2 separate regions of the Homo sapiens genome follow, and region 1 is linked to region 2. Evidence: chromatin contacts called from ENCODE Hi-C or POLR2A ChIA-PET data. All regions are on one chromosome and are shown on one strand. Each heading gives the region's core, a stretch centred on a gene start or an enhancer-like site at or near the end of the contact. The rest is flanking DNA. Distances are from core to core; before and after follow the strand shown. Region 1 overlaps SDK1 (sidekick cell adhesion molecule 1). Region 2 overlaps CARD11 (caspase recruitment domain family member 11).

What was found. A loop is a pair of places that touch in the nucleus more often than their neighbours do. ChIA-PET counts read pairs that join two places held with the same protein, here RNA polymerase II (POLR2A).
Region 1: a map of B cell shows a loop between it and region 2 (4-fold over the local background). The contact joins two enhancer-like sites. A Hi-C loop is called at or near these places in 1 of 168 maps with a recorded cell type or tissue (B cell). POLR2A ChIA-PET finds 5 or more read pairs at or near these places in 1 of 52 experiments (MCF 10A).

Annotation. Positions count from the first base shown.
Region 1 is chr7:3,595,970-3,598,669 of GRCh38, reverse strand. All of the region lies in intron 1 of SDK1 (sidekick cell adhesion molecule 1), which reads right to left. Among named protein-coding and RNA genes, the nearest start is that of SDK1-AS1, 250 kb to the right of the region's middle. Within about 2 kb of position 1,274, at least 3 of the 41 ENCODE cell types and tissues checked have a DNase peak (open chromatin) inside an H3K27ac peak, as active enhancers do; they include B cell, where a contact is called at or near this core.
Region 2 is chr7:2,978,607-2,981,306 of GRCh38, reverse strand. All of the region lies in intron 1 of CARD11 (caspase recruitment domain family member 11), which reads left to right. Among named protein-coding and RNA genes, the nearest start is that of CARD11-AS1, 36 kb to the right of the region's middle. RefSeq lists enhancers at 379-1,108, 1,024-1,113, 1,109-1,840 and a silencer at 2,574-2,663. Within about 2 kb of position 1,271, at least 5 of the 41 ENCODE cell types and tissues checked have a DNase peak (open chromatin) inside an H3K27ac peak, as active enhancers do; they include B cell, where a contact is called at or near this core.

The DNA of each region.
Region 1 (2,700 bases), core at 25-2,524, 620 kb before region 2:
TATAGAAATAGAGAAGGGATTAGGGTTTGCCAGGGCCAGGGATGGGGACAAGGGAAATGAGGAAGGTGTGACAATTAAAGGGCAATGCAGGGATCTTGTGCTGACAGAAATATTCTGGTCTTGACTGCCCTGATGCTGGTGTCCTGGCTGTAATACCGTATTATACTTTTGTAACATGTTACCATTGGGAGAGTCTACATGGGTACACGGGATCTCTGTGTATTACTTCTAACAATTGCATTTGAGTCTACAATGATCTCAAAATAAAATAAAAATAAAAAGCTTAATTTAGAACAAACACACTGTTGAGTTGAATAAGAAAGCCACAGAGTAAGAGAAAATATTCTGATAATGCATATCTTGCAAGAATTTATATCCAGAGTCTATAAAGAATGCCTACTCATCAATGATAGAAAAGACAAATGGAAATATATAAATAAAATGAGCAAAAGGCTTGAACATGCACTTCCTAAAGGAAGATCTACAAACAGCCCACGAGCACATGGGAAGCTGCTCAACATCATTTGACATCAGAAACTATAAGTGGCTAAATTGAATAATACAAACAACACTAAATGTAGGCAAATAGGTGTAGCAACTGCAACTCATACATTACTGGTGAACATGTAAAAATGGTACAACCACTTTAGAAAAAGGCTTTACAATTTATCATAAAATTAAATACCTACACAATGATCCAGAAGTTCCAGGCCTGGATATTTCCCCCAAGAGGAAAAAAAGCATACATCCACACGAGTAATTTTTTATAAACGGTCAAAGTACTGTTATTTATAGTGCCCTACATGGAAAACGACAGAGACGTACATCAATAAAAAGAAACAAACTGGTAAACTCAGCACCATCGAGGAATCTCACAGACATTTTGATGGGTGAAAAAAGTCAAAAACAAAACTGTCTGTACTGTATTGTCCAACAAAATTATGGGAGGCCATTGCACTGCACTGAGCCCCTCTCCCCTAGGCCCCGACAGACCAGACCAAACCAAAATGAAGTCACTGAGCTAAATGCGACCTAATCAAACTAAGACTGTAAGGAAACAGATCAATCTCAAAACAGAGCAGGTTATTTTCCTCCTAAAATGGGACACTCCAGCATAATAAGGAAGTTCTCTCTAACACTTTCGAAAAAGCAACCTGAAGTAACCAACAGGTGGCCTCCCCGCCGCCGGTGTTCTGTGTCCTGTTTCTATCTTACAAAACCCACTGTTCTGCTATTTCCCAGTGGGATTTGAGGTTTCAGTCTCTTTATGACACTGAAAGAGTGATGTGAAAATGGAGAAGTTGACCAAAAGGGGAGAAGTTTTCTCAGTACAAAGTGAACTGTAACTAGATAACATAAACAGACTGTAACATCCTCTTTTTTTTTTTTTTTTTTTTTGAGACCAAGTCTTACTCTGTCGACCAGGCTGGAGTGCAGTGGCGCGATCTGGGCTCACTGCAAGCTCCGCCTCCCGGGTTCACGCCATTCTCCTGCCTCGGCCTCCTGAGTAGCTGGGACTACAGGCACCCGCCACCACATCCGGCTAATTTTTTGTGTATTTTTAGTAGAGACAGGGTTTCACCGTGTTAGCCAGGATGGTTTCGATCTCCTGACCTCATGATCCGCCTGCCTCGGCCTCCCAAAGTGCTGGGGTTACAGGTGTGAGTCACCTCGCTCAGCCTGTAACCTACTCTTATACCAGTTTTGGCCAATCACAGGCGGCCAGTGTTCAAACTGTGTTCAAGTAAGGCAGACGCTAAGCTGTAACCAATCTAGCTGTTTCTGTACCTGTACCTCACTTCTATCTTTTATGGTGCTTTCCTTTTTCTGTTCATAAGTGTTATCTGATGATGTGGCAGCATGAGTTACTCTGAACTTAGGCTAGCCTGGGGGCTTCTGATTCCAGAATTAGTCTTCGCTCAATTAAACTCTGCTAAATTTCCTTTGTCTGAAGTTCTTCTTTTAACATTTTGATTTCCTTCATATGAAATTCAAGCACAGGTAATATTTATCTATTTGAAAAGAAATCAGAAAAACGACTGCCTACAGGGATGGAGATTAATTGGAAGGGCCTGAGGGAACTTGCAGGGGTGATGGAGACGTTCATCTGGAGTGAGGAGGTGGTCACAAAGTCCATGCGTTTGTCAAAACTTACCGGCTTATGCACTTAACATCTATGAAATTCTTTTCATGCTTTCTGTACATTTTACCTCAATTAAAAATCCTTAGAGCAGACATCTACCCATTGTTACAGAAATGGAGACACACTTTCCTCAGTCACTGCCTCGAGCAACTTTACCACAATGACTGTGGTTTGTTCTGATGGTCACTGGCACTGTCAGACTTACTCTCTTGTACCAATTATTGTGCTAAGGAGACTGCCTATTACTGAAATTTCATTTCTCCTATTACTGTTTAACTCTCATGCAACCCAGCCAGATGGAAGAGCCAGCAAGATGACAGCTTCTGTTACTACCCCTGGAACGACAGACTGAAACGCTCCAAAATGCGGAACTTTTTGAGCACCAACAAAGGAAATGCTCACTGGAGCATTTCAGATTTGGAATTTTTAGATAAAGGATAATTAATCTGTGCTACCTAACAATTATTGAGCATCTACTTCATACCAAGGAGGAAATATTTTAATAAATACTATCTGAAATGTTCTCACAACGACCGCATCAGGTAGATGGTATGACT
Region 2 (2,700 bases), core at 22-2,521:
TGACAGCTTTGGGGAAGGAATTGATCGCCTGCATCCACAGGTCGCTGGGGTGGGCGGTGTTCATGCATTGCCTCCATTCATTCCCACAACTCTGGTTGCCCTCCATTCTCTGGTAAAGACACGATGTTCCAGCCATGATGTTCCAGTCCAAAGTACTTTGGGCTCCACACCCACTAACAAACTTCAAAGAGACAGAGGGGAAAAGGGTATGCATCATGGGATGCACGCTCATAGAAGAGTGTTCCCTGGAATGTCCAAGGCCCCGCACTTCTGCTGGCCAGTCTTCCTCCTCTGTGGAATTCAGAGGCAGAGGAGGCCAGAGAGGTCCCCTGGGTGAGGTCTGGCGTGGCCCGGGGCCCAGCGGTGAGAGCAGAGCAGAGGTGCGAACAGTGACTGACGACGCCGGGTTCCTGCCCTTGCCTCCCTGCCCCACCGCCCTCCTGGCCCTGATGACAGACGCACCCTGTTCCCTGCAGTTTCTGCCTGCCCTGCACGGCCTGGGTCCCTTTCTGCTCTCCGAGCCTCCCCACTCCCATGAATGGAAAGTCACCCACAGATTCTGCTCGGAACAAAAAAAAAAAAAGAGGGAAGTAAGGCAGCCCACCCCCAGTCCCCACTTCTGCCCCCGCTAAAAATAGAGGCAGCATCTGAGTGGGGCGTCGGTGTAGGCTTCCGGGGGAGGTGGCTGCTCTCCCACAGCCTTGGTGTTTTCTGGGGAATCAACAGGAGGAGAGAGAATTTGAGAGGAACACGAGGAACCCCCAGGACCCAGCTGGCTCACAACCGCGTGAGTACGTTTCCCAACTGGCCGGTCCCGTGACTGAGGCCCGCGGGTGCAGCGCTGGTGAAGCCCTGTCCCTGGGGGGCTGCCATGGGACCCCCTCTCCCCAGCACCTGGCCCCCTTGTCCTGTCCGTGCCCATGTGTTTTCATGGCTTCATGCACACCTCTTTGCATCTCCTAATTTCCTAAACCAGATGTGGAGTCTCAGCAGCAGGTGCTGGGGCGACTGTCTCATGCCGTGGCTTGGATTGCACAGAGCTCCATGGATCCAGCCCGTAGACGCTCTCCATACATGCCCGGTGACCCACACAGGCCAGGATGCTCCCGTTGTCATGTGGCACTGGGTCTTATTTTCTTCTGACTGGGACAGTGCCAGGGGCCGGGGAGTGGGGCTCAGTGCGCAGAGTGTGTCTCAAGGCCTGAGTTGCCCGTGGCCCCCAGCTGGGTGGAGAGGAAGTGTGTACAGGGTCTGTTTCCAAAACGTGGGGCCTTGCAGCCTGGCCCTCCCCAGGTCTGGGAAGGGTTCGTGTTCCCCACCCCTCAACCCCGCAAGCACCTTCCAGACGGTTCCTCTGGGATCTCTTGAGATTGCAAATGCTAAGAAATGAGGCTGTGGCTCGCTGGTGTCCACCGGGGCACCAAAGGCCCAGCCCCTGCCCACAAACACCGGAGGACAAACCAGGCGACTGTGGGACAAGGAGCTTCCCAAAGAGACAGTAGGACTGGGGACCCCAAAGGGGAAGTTCCCCTCCCCCCGGGATCCCTGAAAGGGATCCGAGTAGATTCCTCAATTCCTGGTGAAACACTCGGGAATTTCTTAAGTCCTGCGGGCTTGAAGACCCTCGGCAGCCCCTTGGTAACTTTTGCTTGCAAGAGACTACAGCCTTTTTGGGGCTTCGCTGACTTAAGTGGTTTGAAAGCATCAGCTGGTCCTCAGAGACCTCCTTTAAAATGCAAAACAGAATAATAGGCTCTTAGTGTCTCTAGTTCACATACCGCGTAACGTCCGTCTGACAGCCCTGAGTGCAGAGATTTCGGGGTGACCCCCAGCCGTCACTGCCCGGCAGGTGGAGCCCCACCTGCAATATGCTCCTGTCACCTTAAATCCTGGCTTCCTAAGTGGGCTCCTTCATAGCTCCCTGCACACAGGGAAGAAGAGACAGATGATCAGAGAGCAGCCAGTTACCCCCTCTTCGATGCTAAGGAAACGCATTCTTAACAACCTCATGTCCATACTGATCGACCGTTTCTGGGTGCAGTTTTCACAGGTGCCTTATTTCATTATTGGTGATTGTATCATTTGGCACAAACGTAAGAAAGACTTCCCTGTTTGCATCTCATTTGTCGTCTTGCAGTTACACGGCGGGAGGGTACAGATGATCTCTGAGCCTGCAGAATCCCAGGGTCTTCTCACTGTTGCTGGGGAGCGTATTTCCGTCACCACTGTGGTGGGGGAGGCAGAAACCACTGGAAAAACGTGGCCTCATGTTTGCTGGTCTTGGATTGTAGTAGATAAAGTGCAAAGAAATGGCCACCCCAGGCTCCAAGCCCGACAAATTTATCTAAAGACGTTTTTACACAATAGAGGCATTAACAGAGAGGGTGGGGGCACACCACGAGAGTCTGCCCCCTTAGAAGAAGAAAAATCGGTGCATTTCGAGATGTGTTTGGCTCCTCTTACCTTGCACGGATAGGCGGAAAGTGTGAGTCTGAGTATTTGTAAGTTTCAAGATCACTGATGGGCTGGAAACAGGTGAGCCGGCCTCCGGGAAATTACCCAAGTTCTTCAGCAAGTTGCCTGCAGTCCTGGGAGCTCTCAGGAGAAGGGGCGTGACCAGAGCTGGTTGCAGCACCCCCACCCCCTGGCCGGACCGCCCTCTCGCTTTCTCAGCCTGCACCCGGTGCCCGCGCCACCCCC